2 separate regions of the Mus musculus genome follow, and region 2 is linked to region 1. The links are chromatin loops, found by intact Hi-C in ENCODE. Cell type or tissue: heart. All regions are shown on one strand. Links, peaks and the distances in the headings refer to the core of each region. The heading gives the core; the rest is flanking DNA. Region 1 holds the start of Rassf5 (Ras association (RalGDS/AF-6) domain family member 5). Region 2 overlaps Gm16083 (a long non-coding RNA gene).

Region 1 (10,173 bases), core at 1,406-9,405:
GATTCTGGAGTTTGATCAATATAGCTAGACTGGTTGACCATCAAGTTGTTTCTCTGGTATTGGCTTACAGGTGAGCACTATATAGGGCTAGGCTTTTTACATGAATCTTATACCTGCTCGGCAAGCACTTTATCATCTGCGCCATCTTGCCAGCGCTCAGACTTAGTCCTGAGCTCTGGCTCTGAACTTAACAGCGTTAACTAGCTACAGACCTCCTGAAGTGCGACCAAGCGTAAGCAAGGCAAGGCAATTCTCTAAAACTTCCCCTACTGAAAGCCCATTTGTCCACCCAGCTCCCACCCAGTGTCAGCCTCCTAAACAGACAGATGTCATTCACAGCCCCACTGGCCTTTGAGTGTGAGTGGCGTAAGCAAGCATCAGTTTCCAGCCACTGCTCAAGGAAACCAGCATGGCGCTCTGCCGGTCGCAAGTGCTGCTCGGAAAGGCTTCTCTCTCTAAGCCAGGTGCAGAGGAGTCTCGGACACGGGACTGTGGGTTTCATCACAGCTGGCTTCCACCTGAGGCGCTAGGCAGGGATGCCATGTCTAGAGGACACTTCATACCTAAACTCCCAAGATATACTATCCGCTTCCTGCTTCCAACTCCACCACCAAACAAAGCTTGAAAACCGTACCCCATGCTTATGCTATGTGGCAGAGTGAGCCCCAGGTAGCCATTAATGGTCTTAAATGGGAGGAGACAATGGTCACACTTATATCTAATTGGACGTTCATTGTGTACCCTGCCAGGCACTTTTCTAATCAACGTACACGTATATGATTACTACACTGAATCCCCACATTAACACGATGCTGTAGATAAGATCATTATCCACGCTTCTTAAAGACAAGTGAGGGCAACACAGAGATTCATGGGGTCACACAGAGACTAAGTGACATTTCGGATTCAAAGCCGGGACTTTGGTTCTAGTTTGAGGTGTGCGTGTGTGCCTGTGTCTATGTGTACGAGTAGCTAGGGTTGGCCAGTGAGGGCCAGACAGGACTCTGCCGGTCTCCACTCACCGTCCAGCACTGAGGTTACAAGCATGTGCTACCATGCCTGCTTTTATTTATTTATTTATTTTAAATGTGGGTTCTAAGGATCCAGTTCAGGTCCTCATGCTTGCTTTGCCAACTGAGTTGCCCCCCTCTTCCCAGCTCCAGGATTACCTTTTAAAACATCCTTTTCTGACCCATGCTTTTCAAAAATGAAAATAAAACAAATAAACCCTCTCAGAGAGCCAGACCTCAGCTTAGCACCAGATGTCTGGTGAGTCTGTCCTGCACACCAAAACTGTCTCAACTTTCTCTTGGTCAGCCGAACACTCACGGTTAGTTAAATATTAAAAAAAACCAAACAAACAGAGATTCCTTTCTGTGGCCTTCCTGACTTCAGTTCTGCTGCCTCTTTGGTGTTCAGGCATCTCTGGCTGGTAGGAAATCGACTACTCAGGGGCCACAGGAACCCAAGAAAGTGAAAGGACCTCAGCAAGTCGCAGGCCAGTGGGGATGCCTTGTGGAAGGAAACGGCAGGGAGGACACTATTTCCCAAGTGCTGGAAACTATTTAGGGACGGAGCAAGGGAAATAAACAACTCTCATGTGGTATGAGGATGCTCATTTCGTCATGGAGTACTGCACAGATACCCACAGAATCCTGCCAACACAGCATCATTGCTAACCAGAAGAATATCACAAACTCAGAGTAAAGCTGACAGTCCCTCAAAGTCTAAACAAGCGGGAATTGCAACAAGCATATTCTCACAGACAGTGCAGCTTCTGGAATTTGAGCCTTAGTAGATCCATAACAGTGAATCCACTGCCTCATCCTCTGTGTCCAGGGCTAGTGGGTACTGCAAAGCACTCAGGAACACGGAGGGAGATAAAGCTAGCAGCGGGCCCAGAGGTAAGTTGCACTGGATTCGTCTGCAGGTCAGCAGCATTTACAAGGAACAGCAGCCCGTGCACAGGACTCTACATGCCCAGCCTTCTCCTTAACAGGCACCTGTATGGGGGATGCTCATGGTAGGAAGAATAGTCCCCCTTTTTCCTTTCACATATTCTGGAGCGGCTGAGGGGGAGCTGTTATGGGCTAGAGTGAGGGTAGTAGTGCTAGCTGCTGCTGTCCAGTGTTGCAGTCTGAAGGAGGCAACAGAGGATGGCCCTTTACCAAAAGATGTGACTGTAATCCATGTCCACAGATGATTGCCGGAAGCTGTCATTGCACTGCGTGCTTCATATGTTCAAAGGAGCTACGTAAACACACGGGTATGAGTATCCTCTGGCAACAGCAGATCCCTGGGTTGGTGGGGAGGAGACTTATACAGGGATACAGACTCACCATTGGCGAGAGGTAATGATAAGCCCTAAAAAGAGCGCAGACTTGCTCAGAAACTCTCTATACTGGTGCCCAGTGTTACAGTAAGATTGGGAGAAGCCAGCAGGCCAGTGGGGATGCCTTGTGGAAGGAAGGAACTGGCGGGGAGCTTAGTGATTTTAGGGCTGGAAGGCGGGTGCAGGGGGACAGGAGGAGGAAGAGGAGGCCACGAGGCACAGTCACACACTGGAGCAGAGTATAGAGCGTTGAGCCAGGTGTGGAGGGCTGAGGAGGCCTCAGGTGCAGGTGACCTTGGCATCTTTCAGCCTCACAGCCTGCTTCCATTCAAAGCCTAACCAGGCTTCCCATGCCAACAGCTCCCTAGGAGGAAGAGCCTGAGAGAACCTGAGGTGACCACCGAGTCATCTCCCCATTAACCCTAATAAGTGTCAAATACTCACTTCGTTGTCAATATCACTACCTCATTTTTAAAACTCACAACTAAAGGAAGAAGAGGGTGTGCGTAAGACACAATGACCTTGTGGAGAGCCATCAGTCCCAACCTACAAACAAGCTTGTTTACGCGCACGGGGGAGAAGGCTCAAACCCGTCTGAGGATACGTAACTGTACACATACAACTACCTCTGGTCAGTGGGCAGCCATTAAAGGATGCCAGGCAGTGACAGCAGCTGTCTCCAAAGGTAACCTGCCTAAAAGTTCGGACTGGCCACAAAAGGCAATGGCCTCCTCTCCCGGGCTCAGAGCCCTTCACCTCGCGCACCTTCCCCGCCCTCACTCACTAGCGCAGCGCAGCGCCTGCCGCAGCACCTCTCGTCCGCACAGGTCACACCAGCCCGGACCGCCCCGCAGCGCCAGTTCCACGAAACGGTGCCCCTCGCCTCTCTCGGCCAAGACGCGGGGATCCTGCGGCTGCTCGAAGATGCTCCTCACGTCGCGGGGTCGGTGTGACCCAGGTCGCAGCCGCAGTCTCGGCTGCAGACCGGGCCGGACAGGGCGAGCGTGTCGGCAGTCTCGGGGCGTGGGTTCGGGGTCCCTCCGGCCACTCCTCCTGCCACCGCGATCCTCTGACGCCCCGGCCGCGGGGATCAGGGCCGTGGGGATGCAGCGGCGCGGCCGGGCGGGAGGTGGCGGCTCGGTGCCACCCAGACTCTGCAGATACCGCGGCGGCTCGGGATCTAGGAGCAGCGGGTAGGGACGTTGCCCGATGGCCGGGGAAGCCATGGCCAAGGCCCGCAGGCGGCGGCAGCTACCGAGCCTGGCCAACAGAAGGGGCGGCTCCGGTCGAGCGCGCTTTTAAAGGGCCCGCAGCCCGCGGGCGGGGCGGGGCGGGGCGGAGCCCACCGAGAGGCCGGAAGGGCAACACGCGTGACTGCGGGTCGGAGCCGCGTGGATTTAGGAGTGACTCGGCGACTAGGCGGTGGTGAAGGTCCGAGCACCCGAGAGGCTTCGCGAGCTCGGTAGGCGCCGGCTCCTGCGCCTGTCTTCAGCTCTGCCCCGTCCCCTCTGGGCGTCTCCCAGGGCGCCCTAACACCGGCGGGGCGGGGAGCAGGTGGGAAGGCAGGGCTTTGGCAACCTGGTGTGGCCCCGGGACAGGAGCTAGCCCGCCGCTGTCAGTAAGGCGGCCCGCGGATTCTCCGAGCTGCCCGTGGGAAGCTGGCTACATCAGCTCTCTCCCTTCTCACCTCTGCTACATAGACTGCCCCTCCCCGAAGACTGGGATTAGAGTGACTGGTGATCCTTGGTGATCCGGTGATCATGAGAGACCTCTCTGTGCCCCATGGGTGGACAGGAACTTTCCTCCCGAATTACGCCCCTCCCCCCTTAGTTGCTGGAGTAATCACTGCGGAAATGAATGCCAATCCCTTACACACCTCCTTTGGTATGGAAGGTCCACCTGAGCAGGGGCGCAGGGTGGAGAAGTCCGCATCCTACCAGCACCAAGGGGTGCGCCATAGGTTCCTGTCTGGCTTAAGGTTATGTCGCCACCATCTTGAAAATCCTAATTCTTAACCCGGCCTATTCTTTTTGCACTGGGTCTTGAAAATTATGTAATGGTAATAACTAGTGGGCCTGTCCACAGTGCCGTCTCAAGGGATAGAGAACAGGTGGGACTGTGGATTTTCGAACCTGTGCCCGGTCGGTCGGTCGTAGGCTAGCAAGGGTCCTGGGCCCTCTACAGGCTGGTTTTGTAGCTGCAGGCGCCTTTGCTCTTTCCAGTTCTGCGGTTCTGACTTAGGCCTAGCTCACATTCCCGCCTCCCCCTGCCCCCCTTAAATTACAGGTTTGATTGATTTAGTGGCAGCCACCAGCAAGCAACTATGGGAATAGAGTCACTGCACCAAATTCAAAAATTCTGTATTTTGGGTCTCAACAAACCACTGGTAGAAATATTGGGGGAGGGGCATGTCTATAGTGAACATGTACACACTCTTTCTCCTTACTTATTAAATAATACTGGATAGCAATGATTCATATACACTTTCACAGTACCGGTGTTTAATATAGGCGGGGTTAAAATGCATAGGTTCTCTCTGCACACAAGCTACCTTATAAAAGGGATGAGAACCCTCAGGTTAGAGTATTGGGAGCAATAATGTATGTATAGAATGTGTGGGGATTCTGAAACCAGACCTGGAATTGTCTATAAATTCGCCTACATTTTAATCTCCAGGGTTCTTTCCCGGCTAGTGATGGGTCTCCCCCTAGTGTCTGGCTGGGGAATCCTCACTTTCACTTTTCCTCTCGAAGGTAAATTTAGGCAATGGCTAAAAGTCCAGTGACCAGGGAATCCCCAGCCTTCCCTGCTCCACAGCCTCTCTCCCCACCCCCACCCCCGCACCCCTCCCCCAAGTGGTGGTAATCAGAATCCTGCTCCTTTCAAGTGGGTGGCAGAGGAAAAGTTCCTGGTCTCTGGGCCTCGTTTTATTCACTGGTTTCTGGGGAGTGGAAAGAAGGACTCCAAACTGATAAAGTTATGATAAGGCGGTGGGCACAGAGGCCACCACTCTGCCCCTCCACCCTTCCTCTTGCTCTCTTTACATCCGTGCTCCAAGCTTTGGAGGCCAGCCAACCCTAGAGGGCTTTTAAAATCACAGCTTGCTGGCAAGTTCCTGTGTCAGTAAGTCTGGGCTAGGATGCTAGACTTGTATTTCTAGCATGTTCCCATAGTAGCATTTGTGCTGATGGTCCACTGTGAGAACTATTGCTCTAGAGCCATAGCAGAGTGGAGGGAAAGGACCTGCCTGTTCCAGAGCTGGGTTCCTTGTAACTGAGAGAGCCCAGCAGGAACTCTTCCTTGGCACTTTCTCCCAAAGTGTGATGGGGGAAGTGCAGCCTGGCTTTATACTCTTTTCCTCCTCCTCTCTAGGGTATCTGCAAGCAGCTCTCTGGCTTCTTGCAGAAACCTGTATTGCATGTAAAAGTTTGCTTTGTTTCTACCCTGTGTCTATTCATCTTCACAAGGTTGGAAACTTGTACCTCTCAGGGGTGCCATCTTTTGGGTACGACCGGGGACAGAGACCAGCTTGAGTGTGGGGTGATGGTTTGGTGTGTAAGTAACAGGATTCTGGTAACACACAGCCCTGGGAGGCCAGTTCTGAGACACTATTTATGAATAATAGCCAACAGCCATCATCTCTGTCCTTCCCTCGCCCAAGCATTCCAAGGGTCTGTCGTTTGTGGCTGACTTCGATTCCCTGGCTGAGAAGGCTCCTGTGAGGACACCAGTGTCAACTGTCATAGACTGAGGCTGGCTGGGACAGTTAGGTGTGCAGCATCCCCAGCATGGGGCTACATAGAAGACACTCTGGTTTGGTTTTCCTGTGGCTCTGATTTGATGGAGCAGTGATGGCTGCTTCCAGAGCTGATGGGGAAATGACATGGAGCCAGAGCTCCTGGGATGAACACAGATGATGTGGATGGAGATAGTATAATGCCATGTCATGTGACCCACCCAAAACTTTCTCAACTTTATCTTAAGATCCATCTCTCTGAGACAAAAAAAAAAGTTCAGGGTGGGGGAGTAACTATCCCCCAACCTCAATAGGTATGGGACTCACCTCTTTAATCTTTTCCAATCCAGTCCCCTCCCATGTCCCATGATAGAACATCTCCTTCTCCTTCCAATACACACACACACACACACACACACACACACACACACACACACTCCTCCTCCAGGGAAGAAGTGGGGAAAAAAATCACCAAATCACTCAAACCCCTGTAGTTCAGGTAGAGAGACATCACCTGGGGTGATGGGTGCCGGGCCAGCGGCATCTTTGACTTTGTCCTTGGTCACCAGGCTTCGAGGTCTCACCACATCTGCTGGAACATCTACTGGGAGGTTTTGTTTTGCTTGTTTTGCTTTGCTCCTTAGCAGATCATCTTGGCTCAGTGTGGGGTGGGTCACTTTTCCCAGCTGTGACTCATTCCAGGAGAGAGGACATGTTGCTTTTATTTGTGACCAAGGGGAAGGAGTATGGTCAAGGCTGCTTCAGAGGTGGTCCGATAACATGTTATTTCCCCTGTTGGGTGAGTTATTTCAAGACTGTCCCCCAACCTCTCCCCTAACCTCTCCCCCAACCCCAGCCCCTAGCAAGAAAGAGAAGGAGAAGACAGACATAGCCTGATTTTCCAAGGGGGAAAGCAAGCTTTGCTTTTATCTGACTCTGAAGCATTTGAAGCTGCTTAAAGTCTCTGAAGGTTTTCGGAAGCTCTGGGGATATTGGTAGTCACACATAGGATTACTATGTCAGTCAGGATAAGTGATGTTGCAAATGCAGCCCCATATCTCAGTGCATCAGACAACAGAGACCTCTTTCTCACTTATGCCCCATGTACAGGACGACAAGCACTCGCAAGAGTCTCTCAGGACTCCTGCAGATCCCAGACACCATATCTAATACGGCCAGTCACTGTGCCAGGAGGAAATGGAGAAATCCCTGCTGATCCTCACTGGAGCTTAAAAATCTTGGTCGCTTCCATTCACAGGTCACAGACCATCCTACACAGGGAGAGCCGGCAGCAACTCCTCACTGTGAGCTCAGAGTCGGAGAAGAGCCGGGGTGGGGTAGCTGACCATCGGCACTGATAGCCTCTGCAGTCCTCAGGGACACAGAGCGGTTATTAATTTCTTAAGCCAGGTACTCCTCTAAGATCCACTGCGTATTAGGTGCTTGTTCAGGCACTGGAGGTCTGGCAGAGACACACAGTCATCAAGCTTGCTCTCTAGTGGGAGAGGCACACAATAAGCCATAGGTGGGATGCCTGTATACCAGGACTTGAGTGGTTTTGAAAACAAATGCAGCATTTTTAGGAGACAGACGGTGAGGCGGTTTTGTATCAGATTAGCCCACTGGGTCTCAACCCTCCTAATGCTGAGACCCCTTCATACAGTTCTTCATGCTGTGGTGATCCCCAGACACAAAATTATCCTTGTTGCTATGTCATAACCGTAATTTGCTACTGTCATAGATCATAATGTAAACACTTACATTTTCCCAGTGGTCTTTGGGGGTCACGACCCACAGGTTGAGAACTACTGGATTAGACAGCCAGGCTCTTTCCTAGATTTATCTAAACAGAGTTAAATGGAGAAAAGCCCGTGTCTGTGAGCAATAATGTTCCAGGCAGCAGATGCGCCAGTCTCTAAGCATTCCCCAAATCTATGAATACAAATGTGCCCAAACATTCTCACACCCTACCAGCATGATGTCTGACGACTGGCTTATATTTTATAAGAGATTTTGATTAATATGACACATGAAGCACAGAAAATGGGTCTGAAGCCGTGGAAGGTAAGACTGTGTGATCCTTGTACAAAATTTGAGGGAGATGCCTAAGGCCTTCTTCTTCCTGCTTAGGCTACGCACTACACAGAAGGCTCAGTCTCCACGAGAAGGGGGGTCTCTTGCAACTTTCAGTGGCAGGTGTGTGTGTGTGGGGGGGTGACACCTCACATTGCTAGAGAACAGTAAATCTGTGAGGGTCTCTGGTAAAATGCAAAATGGCCAGCGTCCCTACTTTATAGATTAGAAACCAGAGGCACGGGATCATGTGACTGACACAGAGCTCCTAGCCTGGATTCCAGACCATTCAAACCTATGTATTGGTCTTTGCACTGCCTGCTGGGATGGGAAGGGCTGGTGAATAAAACTGGTGTGAATACAAGTGCACAGTGAAGAGTCAGAATCCGTATCCAGTGTTCTTCCCATATGACTCTATTTCCTTGGTGAGGTCCAGGTGTCAGGTCCTGCACCCCAGGGTCATCCCAGGGTCACCCATCACTCTTATCTGTATCCCTACTATCTCCACCCTCCTAATGGGAGTTGCAGGTGACCTTTGATTTGCCCCCTCCCTTGGGTCTTGTTGCTCTTTCTGACCCTCTTCTCTCTGCAGGGCAAATAGGAGGTGCTGGGTCCAATAGAATGAGCACAGTTGTAGGCTCATAACCAACGTCTGGTCCAAGGCATGTTTTCTAAGCCACGAAATGATGCTCTAGGGATATCGGAAGGAAGGCACCCTGAGACCTTCAGGGCTATGGGTAAAGAGGAGGGGACTTAGCAGTATGAGCAAATCCTTCACGGCGCTGAGCACTGCGGTGAATTTGCTGCATCCAGATGCTTCGGATGGGCCAGAGAGGGGGCCTGGATAAGCGCCATTGTGCATTCTCAGGCATGACTTTAAAAAGTTCTCTGCTTATTTTGTGTATGAGCAGAGGTCACAGGACAGTTTGTAGTGGTGCAGGATGGGTTCTCCTCTTCCATCAACCCTGTCACCAAATGCTTCTGCTCCCCAGGGAGTTTTCTCTGCCCTTGACAGTACTTAGGGACAAAAGTGTGTGTGTGTGTGTGTGTGTGTGTGTGTGTGTGTGTGTGCGTGCTCTGAAAAGTGTTGTTAGGCTGGGGCAGCAGGTTCATGGTGACTCCTCCATCTGCGTATTGTCAGATAGGCAGTCTTTCCACCCCAGGCAGCAGCCAGGCTTGTGATGGGCTGGCTTGTGTGCACACACACACTTTTTCCCCTGCCCTGGAAAAAGTCAGATATTCCAGACATACTCGTCAGCAGCTTTTATCCTTCAGCCAAAGGGGAGACTGCAAGCCACAGGCACTTATATTCCAGGCTCTGGGGCCTGGTATGGTGGCAGCTAGCCTCAGCCTGGGGTTAGGGCAGATTAACAAGCATGGAGGGGCTTGGATGACATCATGGGCTGTCTTTACCCGACCTCAGCCCCACTCTGCCCACCGCTGCCACTTTTTCTATCTCTGATGCCCTCATTTCTGTCCCCCTCAGTGTTTCTCCCTCTCTTTCTCTCTGGCCACTCTCGTTCCTCTCCATCTCTCACCCTCCTTCCCTCCCTTCTTCCTCTTTCCTTCCCCCTCCCTCCCTCTGGTGAGGGAGGTATGGAAAAACCAAGGCTCTAAAAGGCAGTTGTTCTGACTTGTCAGCCTAGGAGCATCAAGTACCTTTGGGTCACCCTGATCCAAACCTTAGCCTTTCACGAGGGTTGCCCACTGTGGTGGTTTGAGTGAGAATGGCCGCCAGAGGCTCCTATGTTTGTTGGGAAGAATTGGGAGGTGTAGCCTAGTTGGAGGAGGTGTATCACTGGGGATGGGGTGGGCTTGGAGGTCTCAAAAGCCCATACCAGACCCAATATGTCTGTCTGTCTGTCTGTCTCCTCTTCTATCCCTGTCCTTCTTCAGCATTATGCTTGTCACCATGCTCCCCACTACGATGATAACGGACTAACCCTCTGAAACTGCAAGCAAGTCCCTCAACTAAATGCTTCCCTTTAAGGGTTGCCTTGGTTATGGTGTCTCTTCACAACAGTAGGACAAC
Region 2 (10,173 bases), core at 739-8,738, 700 kb before region 1:
TCTGTATGTTGTCGACACTCCCTGCATTCTCATTTAGTGCTTTCAACTTTTAAGTTTTACAATGAGATCTTGGATACATTTGGAGATGATTTTTGAGTGTGTTGAGAAACAGGGTCTAGTTTTATGCAATGTATAGATGTTGAGAATTGTAATGTCCTTTTTGCTAATTGTTTCTCTGATCAGAATGAAAGGGCTCTCTTTAATTATTAGTTTTGGGTTGCAATTGGTTTTGTCAGGTACTAGAATATTAATGACTGCTTGGTTTTTTGTTTTTAATAATAAAGCTTTATGTGATAAATCTAAAGCCAGCACCATGCTAGATGGAGGAAAAATCTTCACTATTTTCACTAAGGTCAAGAGCAAGACAAGGGTAGCTACTTGCTCTGTTCCTATTCAATATAGTGCTTAAAGTCTTAGCTAGAACCATTAAACAAGAGAAGGGGATAAAGAGAAGGCAAATGGGAAAGAAAGAAATCAAATAATCTTTATTTGCAGACACCATGATTCACAGAAAATACCCTAAAAACTCCACCAGAAAAGTTACAGAACCAACGGTGACTTTCAGCAAAGTGGCAGCATACAGTACTAACACAGAGAAGCAAGAGCTTTCCTGTATACCAAAGACAGAAGGAAAGAGCCTTTCCACAGAGTAATTTCAGACATGCAGGGGAAGAAATGAGGGAAGCAATTCCATCCACAATAGCCTTACAAAAACACCTTGGGATATATCTACTACAGAAGTAAAACTTGACAATGAAAGTGTTAAGACACTTTAGAAAGAAACTGAAAAAGACAGTAGAAATTGGAAAAACCCTTCCCAACCCCATGTTCATGGACTGGTAGGAATAATGTTGTGAAAATGGCCATCATACCAAAGGTAATCTGTGGATTTAGAGCAACATCAAGACTTCAAATAGCCAGAGCAATACTGAACAGAGGAGACACCACATATCTGATTCAAGTTGTGTAGCAGAGTTATAAAAACAGGATGGTGTCGGCTAAAAACAAGCAGGTACATTAATGCATAGACCATACAAGCTAGATACAAGTCCACACAATCACAGCCACCTGGTTTTTGTCAAAACACCACAAACAGTCACTGGAGGAAAGGTAATGTCATGAACAAATAGTGCTAGCAACATGGATATCCCTTTGTAGAGCAAATCGAGCATGGGAGCAAGAACTAACTTTGAATGGATCAAGAACCCTCAACATTAGACATGAAACTCTGAAGCTATTTGAGGGGGAAAAATACGGAGTGCCCTCCAATCTAGGTATAGGTAAGGAACTTCTAAACAAGATACCAATTACTTAGGAAATAAAGAGAACAATTAATAAGTGGGACCTCATGAAATTAAAAAAAACAAACAACATCAACAACGACAAAACAGAAAAACAACAACAACAAAAAACTCCTTCAAAGCCAAGAATTGATAGTTTTATCAATCCAGTGAAGAACATAGAGAATGTGAGAAAATATTGGCATATATATATATATATATATATATATATATATATATATATATATATCTCAATTTAAAACTGAGCTGTGGGATAGAACAGAGAAGAAATACAATGTTTGATAAATATGTTGAAAGTAAAAGTATGTGGTAAATTCTTAACCACCAGAAAAAGTCAAATTAAAACCACTTTGAGATTCCATCTGTCTTAAATATGGCAGATGAGGAGCCCTTATTCACTGTTAGCTGGAGTACAAACTAGTCAGTGTGGAGTTGCCTCAGAGTTAAAAAGAGATTTGCTCTTCCATGACCCACATATTCCATTCTTGGGCTTATACCACCAATACTATCTGCACTACAGATACTTGCACATCTGTGCCCACTGAGGCTCTGATCACAGTAGCTAGGGAGTGGAATCACCACAGTGCCCATTAACAGATGAATAGGTGATAAAAAGTCCATACATCTACATGTGAGAAGGCCAGGCATATTCCATGACAGGCTTCAAATCAGCAATTTAGGCGACTAGGCCTAAACCCAGGCAAGTCAGTTACTAGGAAAAAAGACAACCAAAACCAAAACAAACAAACAAAAAACCAAAGCAAACAAACACAAAATGAAAACGAAAAGCTAGTCAGAAACTGCCCTGCTTTCAGAGGCTGCCCACCACCTGGCTTTTAGAGGCAAGGACAGTGGGTCAGCAGCAGTTTCCAGACTTCCTCAGCTAATTCCTCAGCAACAATTTCCAGCCTTCACACCTTGATAATGGTTTCAGAATGCCTAGAGTAGAGTAAGATAAAGCTCACCTACCCGGAATTCCAATGTGCTTTAAATGGGGCCTGCAAGCTCATTTGGGTATCTCTCTATCTTGGCAATGAGGAGACCCCAGCATTCTGGACTTCTGCAGAATAAAACACTCTTTGCGTTTACCTAGTATTTACGTCAAGGGAGTCATTCTTTGGTGAGTCATGAACTCTTATATTTGATGGGATTTTATTCAGCTTTAAAGAAAATTGAAGTTATGAAATATACAAATCAGTGGTCAACGGAAGGAAGCAGCGAAAGTTATTCTGAAGGAGGTGACTGGGCCCAGCTAGACAAATGTCACACATCCCCTCCAACTATGCCAATCCTAGATGGGACTCCTAAGGCTAGTTTTTCTGGTTTTTGTTTGCTTGTTTGTTTTTGGTTTTTTTGTTTTGTTTTGTTTTGTTTGAACCAGAGACTCCAATCAAGTGGAGGAAGATAGAAAGGAGCCATTAGATGAGGTGGGGAAATTCCCTTAAAGGAGGGGTGACTAAGAGAGTTCAAGATCCTTGAGCACACAGATAAGCACTGGGGAAAACAGGCAGGTTAACATGCAGGCTTCAAAGGAAGGAGATGTTTACCTATTTTCCACCTGGAAAGCTGGGAATGAATGTAGTTAGTTATCTGTAGAATCTTTTGTTATCTGTAGGGCCAGGCTTCTCCTGAATCCTCCAGACTATGTTTATCCCAGACTCTCTCTACCTATGTCTTGAGCATTGTCTCTCAGTCAATAGGTTCTATTCACCCTTCTGAGAGATGGCTACAGAGTTATCTTAGGCCAGGTCAATCCTGACTCCCAGGGGCGTTAAGTTTATCCAAGTCATCTTCCTTAGAGTCTTATCTTGAGCCTTGTTTCTGAGTCAACAGAAGCCATCTTTATGGAAGAAGTCATACGTATTTTGTAAAGAATTTCAATGTAAACATGTCTGAAGCTTTGCTGTACAGAAGGGATTGAGTTAATTATCATCAGGAAACTTCCCCTGCCTCTGAAGTTGTTCTGTGCTTAAAACATGGCTAAAATAAACTGCCTGGTGTCAGACTCTAGAAGTGTGAACCAGCACTGCCTAACTAAGTCGTGTTCAGCCAGATTCCCTTCTTGCTCGTGCAGACCACTTCCTTGCCTCTTCTGGTGTTTGTAAAGATCCCCCAGAGAGAGAGATAGCAAAAGGTAAATAGGGAGGAACTTTGTGTTGTGATAGGTAGATGGGCAAAAGAAGACAGCAGTGTGTGTGTGTGAGTGTGTGTGTGTGTGTGTGTGTGTATTAACCAATACTAAGAATGTATGCCAAGTCTCTACTATTTTGAAAGTCTTACTTAAATTGTAATTTTTAAAAAGTTAAGTGGAAATACCACATAGGTGGACTTTACTCTTCCCAGAAGCCAAGGATTACTACCAAGTGTAAGATACCTTCTTATAAATTGTTGGCCACTGAAACCCCAAGGACCCCAAAACATTACAAGCTACTGCCAGTAGCCTTGGTTGCTCATCAGAGCTCAAGAAGACCTTACTGCCCCAGACACTCAAGTGTGAGTTGTGGGAGGTAGAGAAGGCAGGCTGAATGGGAGCTAGAAGCTTCCTCCGTGTTGGCTCGCTTTCATGGTGTTAGAAGGGGCCTTAGAAGCTGCTGGTGGAGAAAAACCAGCAACAATCCTACCCAGCTTCTGATATGCCCACCACTCAATATTACAAAACAATTACCTGGGTAACAAAGACTTTTTGGATTTGAAACCTGAGCCCCAGCAGGAAACCCACGCCTGCACAGTGAACTTGGTTGGGCAGAGCCTCCTGCCGTTGTTCCGTTGTTCGGCAGAAGGATTGAGCATCAAGTTGCTTTCTACATACTTCTCAATGAACCACGTGGATTATGGCCGTTCCCAGCATCCATTATGAAAATGTTTCCTGTGGGTGGAGGTTAACACAGAGACCTATTAAGTGAACGGACAACTGGGACATACTCAGCAATAAAAAGGACATCTGTGTCACCACCTCCAAGCCTCAGAGAGCATCGTGGAAGGGGGGCAGCAAGAATGTAACCAGAGGCTGGGAAGGAATGCTTAGCAAGGGAGTCTTCTGATCACACAGCTACGTTCTTACTGGTTCACTGGATTGTGGACACCTGCACAGGACCCACCTAAGAATCTGACTGTCACCATCTCCCCACATGTGGGGCAAGGCTGCTCAGGCTCTATGAACCCTGGGTGACAGCAGGCCGAATCATTGCTCAGGGGAGGAAGTTACTTTCTTTAGTGGTGTGCTAATGGTCAACTCCCCACCTTCCAGTAAACAACCCGCTACTCATGCCAACAAACATAAACTCACATGGTGTTTAAAAAAAGAAAGAAAGAAAGAAAGATATCAAACTAGGAGTGGATTTGCTCCAAAACAGGACTCAGTGGTGGGATAAGAGTGTAATGACGGATTGAAACTGAACGGTTATAGGTACAAAATTGTCAAAAGATAACAGATGAAACAGTGCACTAAAATTGTCTTTATCTTGGTTACCGGGGATTTTTACTTTCCTTCCTTGTTTTGATGCCCACTTCGAATACCTCGCTTGCCTCACCCTTAGCCTGTGGCTCAACATGCAAATCATCAACAACTCAATGGAGCGCGCCAAGCTGTGTGAGTGCAAGGTGGAGGGGTGATTGTCAGTTCTCATCCACCCACTAACTGACCAGGCTTCGTAGTACTCCTTAGCCGAATGGAGAATACTCCGGAAGACTTCTAGAAAGTCCTATCGAATTTTATAGAAAGCTGTGTCTAAGGGCTTGTGTTTACTGTTTTGGTGAAGTGTGCTTTATAGAAAACAAAGGTATGGTAGGAACAAATTGAGCTGCAGTCTGCAAAGCTAAATTGGGCCAGCAGAGTGCGCCAGAACACAAGGAATGGACGCTACTAAAGCGTTGCTTGCCCTCCCTTCCACCCCCGACCCCCACCCGCCTCCCCCAGGTAACACCGAAAAGCCCCATACAACTTCGGCATCCGTGTAAACCGTGGGAAATCCTGAGTTCCTTTACCCCACTCCTCGCGATATAGCACAACAGTAGCCCGGTTTCAAACCCAAAAAGTGCCTCTCTCACACGTCAAGTTTTTCTCTTCCCTTCCCATGTTTCGGCTTTTTAGGTAGTATTTTCATTTTAACGTACTTACAGCCCTTCTGTGCTTTCGTTTTGCTAGGCCACGCATCCATTTAAGTTTGTTTATGTATCTTTTCTCTGCTGGGAAGTCCTTTAGTGCCTGGTTTCCACTTTTAGTCTCTACTATACTTTTGTAACTTTTTGAAGTTACCTTACTGGATTTTCTTTCTTTCTTTCTTTCTTTCTTTCTTTCTTTCTTTCTTTCTTTCTTTCTTTCTTTCTTTCTTTCTTTCTTTCTTCTCTCTCTCTCTCTCTCTCTCTCTCTCTCTCTCTCTCTCTCTCGATTTATATATTTATTATATATAAGTACACTCACTGTAGCTGTCTTCAGACACACCAGAAGAGGTCATCCAATCTCATCACAGATGGTTGTTAGCCACCATGTGGTTGCTGGGAATTGAACTCAGGATCTCTGGAAGAGCAGTCAATGTTCTTAACCGCTGAGCAATCTCTCCAGCCCATCCTTTCTTCCTTCCTTTCTCTTCTTTTCTTTTCTTTTTTCTTTTCTCTCCTTTCTTTCTTTCTTTCTTTCTTTCTTTCTTTCTCTGTCTTGTGTTTTTTTTTAATTGTCTTAATTTTGCACTAAAACAATCTAGTTATTGTTTTTGTCTTTCGTTTTTAAAAATATTTTGAAACTTTCTGCTTTCTCTTTCCAAAACTTTGCTCTCTTCTTTTTTCCTTGTATTTCATCTGTTTTCTTTACTGTTCCCTTTCCTTCTTCCCTCATTTCATTGAATTCCTATTTCAAAATAAGAATTTGGATTTGTTGTCAGTTATTCATATATAGGTGTGGGTAGGTAGGTTGGTGGGCGTGTGTACAGTAAGTGGAGACCAGAGCATCGCATATCCCTGAAGCTGGGGTTACTGGCAGTTAGGAACCACCTGACACCAGGGGCTGGGAAGGGAACCTGGATCGGTTAGGAGATCGGCCATGCACAGCAGGGGGTTCCCCTTTCTCAGGATTAGAAACAAACCACAAACACCTGTGTTTTCACAGAGAAGTCCTTTATTAAGTGTTGGGGGGTGGGGCGCTGGGAGGGTTAAAGTGGCTGCTTTCTGACTCAGGCAGAAAAGCAGCAACAAAAGACCTGCAGGCGTATCCCAGCAATCAGGAGGCAGAGGCAGTCGGATTTCTGAGTTCAAGGCCAGCCTGGTTTACAAAGTGAGTTCCAGGACAGCCAGGGCTATACAGAGAAACCCTGTCTGGAAACAAACAAACAAACAAACAAACAAACCCCAAACAAACAAAAAAAAACAAGCAAGCAAACAAACAAAAAGAAAACAAAAAGGGCAGGGCTGTGTTAGAATGGGCTACTAATGGAGCGGATGTGGTATATTTTATTGGGCACATTAATTAGGAGAGCCAAAGGGGGCTTTTGACTGTGGACTTCAATTCTTTGATAGCTGGACCTCCAGCCTCAGGAGGAGGAAGTGGCCAAATAAGGAAACAGAACTTGGTGGCTATGACTGTAATCTATCCGTTTTTAGCAAGGCAGAGGGAACAGGGGAGAAGGGCAAGGCCTGCCAGAGCCGTGCTGGCCAGGGTCCCTTCAGGGTTCTCTGCAAGATCAGCGCATGCTCTTTACCGCTGAGCCATCTCCAGCCCCCTTTAAACAATTTTTAACTTCATTGTGTTCTGGCACATTAGTTTTGTCACTTTTCGTGGCTATCAGTGAACATCAGTGTCTTTCTCTATGTTGTGTAGCTTGATGTTGGTGCCCTTGAGGTGGCTCACTTTCTTCTTCAAACACAGTTTGGTTGCAGGACAGAGAGAAACAGGTGGGAACAGCCTGGAAAACTCTTTTCTGCCCTTAGCTTTCATCATGCAGGAAGGTGCTATTAGCCCACATAATGAGAAAAGGCCATAGCTTGTGTTTCCCATTGGTGAGCATTGAGTCCTACGACACCAGGCAAGGTGCTCACTGGTTCAGTGAACAGCAATGATACAAGCAAGCCTATGCGCTCACCCGAGGACCTCATAGGAAAGCCAATGGCACAGAGGGGAAGTCCGCAAACTGGAAAAGGAATCAGAACCGGACTTCGAAGGTCAGCAAGGAGGAGCGCTGCAGCAGAAGAAGCTGAGGTTGAAACAAAGCAGGCAGGAAGCTTGGACAATGGAATGAATCAGAGTTAAAGCAGTGGAAGTCAGCATCCAGAACAAGCTGAAGAAAGAATTCCAGGAATCGGGAGCAGAGAAGAAGCTGAAGAAACACAGCATTGAAACGGAAAGAAAACACTGAGCAAGCGCGAGCACAGACTGCAGGTCACTGCGGAAGCTGAGTCTCTTTTTGGGTGTGCTTAGCCTCAATAAAAACAATTGGGAAACAGACTTAAAGGGAATCTCCAGGACAACTAGGGTTTAAAGAGAAAACAGTCAAGATCCGGTGAAATCCTGGCAGCCACCAGGAGGTGATGAAGGAAGGTCACGCCTTTTAAGTTAGACGCGGGATAGAAATAGCTTCTTAAGAATAGGAAGGGCACTCCCAGGCCTGGAAATAGAACAGTGAGCTAAGGAAAGCCCCCGGAAGCACCTGGCCATGTGGTGACTGGTCTTTTATAACTCACCTCTGCCCTCTTCCGTTTGTATTTCCTGGGCTTGCTTTGATGCCAGAGCAGGGAAAGGACTCCTGTCTCTCTTCCTCGGCAAGCTGGCTTCATTCACAGATTAATCTTGGTGTAACCTATTTAGTCCCTCCTTTCCTCTCACAGTAGAGGAGGCCCTTTAACCTGCCACAGCCCTAGGGTGAGAGACTGGTCTGGCCAACAGTTGTGGAGAGTGGAGGATCGGATACTAAGAAGCCAAAACGTTGTGGAAAGAAACACTGCCCTTAATGTCCTGGAGCTGATCTCACCAAGTGAGAGTAACCCTGGGGTTTGATTTTCTGAGCCTGAGATCAGTGTGTGGAGCAAGTGCTGTAGCTATTTTTCCGTGCTCTCGTGCTCCCGATGCACTTATGGGTTATCCCTCAACTACCCCAGGGATTCCAATCTGGAGTCTTCAGAGGACAAAAGACCCTGGCCACCCCACAGACTAAGTATGGCCATCCAAAGCCCTTATAGTCAAAGGAAGAAATCAGGTGTTGGGTGCTTCTTCCGAACAGGCACAGGCACAACACTGTAAGATTACATAATCTGGTCCAGACTAGCAGGAGGTGCTGGGCCCTCCCTCCCCTCCTTCCCCTCCCCTCCCCTCCCCTCCCACAGCAGCCTGCTGCTGCCTGCTGAACTCTTGATGGTTACAGACTGTAACCATGTGACTGAGCACATGCTCAAAAAAAAAAAAAAAAAAAAAAAAAAAACGAAGGAAGTCTCAAGCCCCAGAATTTTAGATGAGGATTTGTGTCCAGACCCAATAGAATCAGGGAGATGCAACTCAGTCATCTTGAGTATTTAAGTGCAAAGCGCTATCTCCCTATTCTGTGAGCAAGTGCAGGTGTGATCTCACTCCTGTGAGTTTATGTGAAGATGCTGCCAGGGAGAAGCTGTCACTGTCCTATCCACATACTAATTTTCCCCAAAAGCCTATTTACCAATGTCCTTTGTATGGAATCAGTCCAGTCTTTCTCAGAGACGACATTGCAGTGCTCAGAGAGGTTGGCCTGGGCGTAGACTACTGTGACTGTGATCTTTGTACCTGCTAGGAAAGCATTGAGGCCTCTCCACTGTATCACTGCCTTCCTCTTGAGCTTATAGCCCCAAGATTCCTCCATCTCTTTTCTCCACACCCCCATCCCATCCTCTACCTGCTTAGCAACCTGTGCATGTGAAGTGTACTTTAATAAGGTAGCCCCAGGGGTGTGTGCTTTGGGGGGAGGTGGTGGGTAGACATGGCCAATCCTCTTCATGCTTTGAAAGGGAAATATATGACTTGCTAATTTGCGGATGACACTCATTTGGGAAGTTTTGCAAATATCAGCCGCAATGAATAGGGAAGGAGTTGAGAGGGCCAAAACATGAGAGAAATAACAAAATTAATTTCCATTTGTATAAATACTAATTGATGCACCAGAGGAAAATGAATATGGAACACAGATATCAGCTCACAAGGAGGGCCAGTGTATTCAGAGCCCTGAATCAGTGGGATTGGGTGCAACGTACAGACACAGGGGCTGTGGGCTTCTTGTTCCCAGGGAGAGGTAGAACACAGGTAGAGGGTATCAGTAGACAGTGAGGATACTGAGGTGTCATCCTTTTTCAACCTGGAGAGAAGCTGAGACTACAGAAAGTGAGTAGACTGTTAGAGTGTCAGTCTCCCTACTCCCAGAGCCCCTTCCCCTACTAGTTTAGCAGGGATCTGTCTGATTTCTAGACCCTTAGTCATATTTTTTCTTTATTGTATAACAAAACTGTTGCTTTCTTTTTATTCTTCTTCATATATTCATCTAAATTTTGCTTACACATTTTTCTTTATTGGGAAAAATTTGTTCTTTTTTTCTTTTCTTTTTCTTTCACCTTTACTCTCTCCCCCTTTAAAAACAAAACAAAACAAAACAAACTACTATGCTTGTAGATTTTAACTTTATATTTTTGGCTTAAAGGGGTTTTTTTGTTGTTGTTTTTTTAAATCACGTTGTTAAACCTTTTATTCTCTTTACAATTCTATAAAATGATAATTGGTGACTTCAATACCTAGTTCTTAACTCTATATGTGTTATCCAAACTAAATGCAACAAAGAAACCCAAGATACAAATTATCTAATAAATCAAATTTAAACATATTGCAGATAATATTTTATTCAATAGAAAAGGAATATACATTATTCTTGTC

What was found. Hi-C counts contacts between places; a loop is a spot of excess contacts. Peaks named below come from ENCODE experiments on the same cell type or tissue, not always from the same donor. Only the 100,000 strongest peaks of a DNase experiment are listed, where the experiment ranks them.
Region 2: a loop joins it to region 1, with 4 times the contacts of the local background. A loop is called at or near these places in 2 of 42 quality-filtered maps.

The regions. Positions count from the first base shown.
Region 1 is chr1:131,241,573-131,251,745 of GRCm38, forward strand. It overlaps Rassf5 (Ras association (RalGDS/AF-6) domain family member 5), which reads right to left and starts at 3,606. Exons shown (of 6, transcript NM_018750.4): 1 at 3,117-3,606. The coding sequence starts at 3,558. Gm28913 (a long non-coding RNA gene) reads left to right here and starts at 3,518. Exons shown (of 3, transcript XR_878525.3): 1 at 3,518-3,794. In heart, for the core only: CTCF peaks have their summits at 3,551, 4,488 (motif pointing left) and 5,050 (motif pointing left); DNase peaks (open chromatin) are centred at 3,719, 4,471 and 5,094; H3K4me3 peaks cover 3,796 bases; H3K27ac peaks cover 2,920 bases; H3K27me3 peaks cover 496 bases.
Region 2 is chr1:130,543,023-130,553,195 of GRCm38, forward strand. The region is part of intron 2 of Gm16083 (a long non-coding RNA gene); the gene reads left to right. It also overlaps a transcript of Zp3r not described here. Among named protein-coding and RNA genes, the nearest start is that of Gm16083, 33 kb to the left of the region's middle. In heart, for the core only: a CTCF peak has its summit at 5,118 (motif pointing right); DNase peaks (open chromatin) are centred at 5,169 and 7,919; H3K4me3 peaks cover 542 bases; H3K27ac peaks cover 2,014 bases.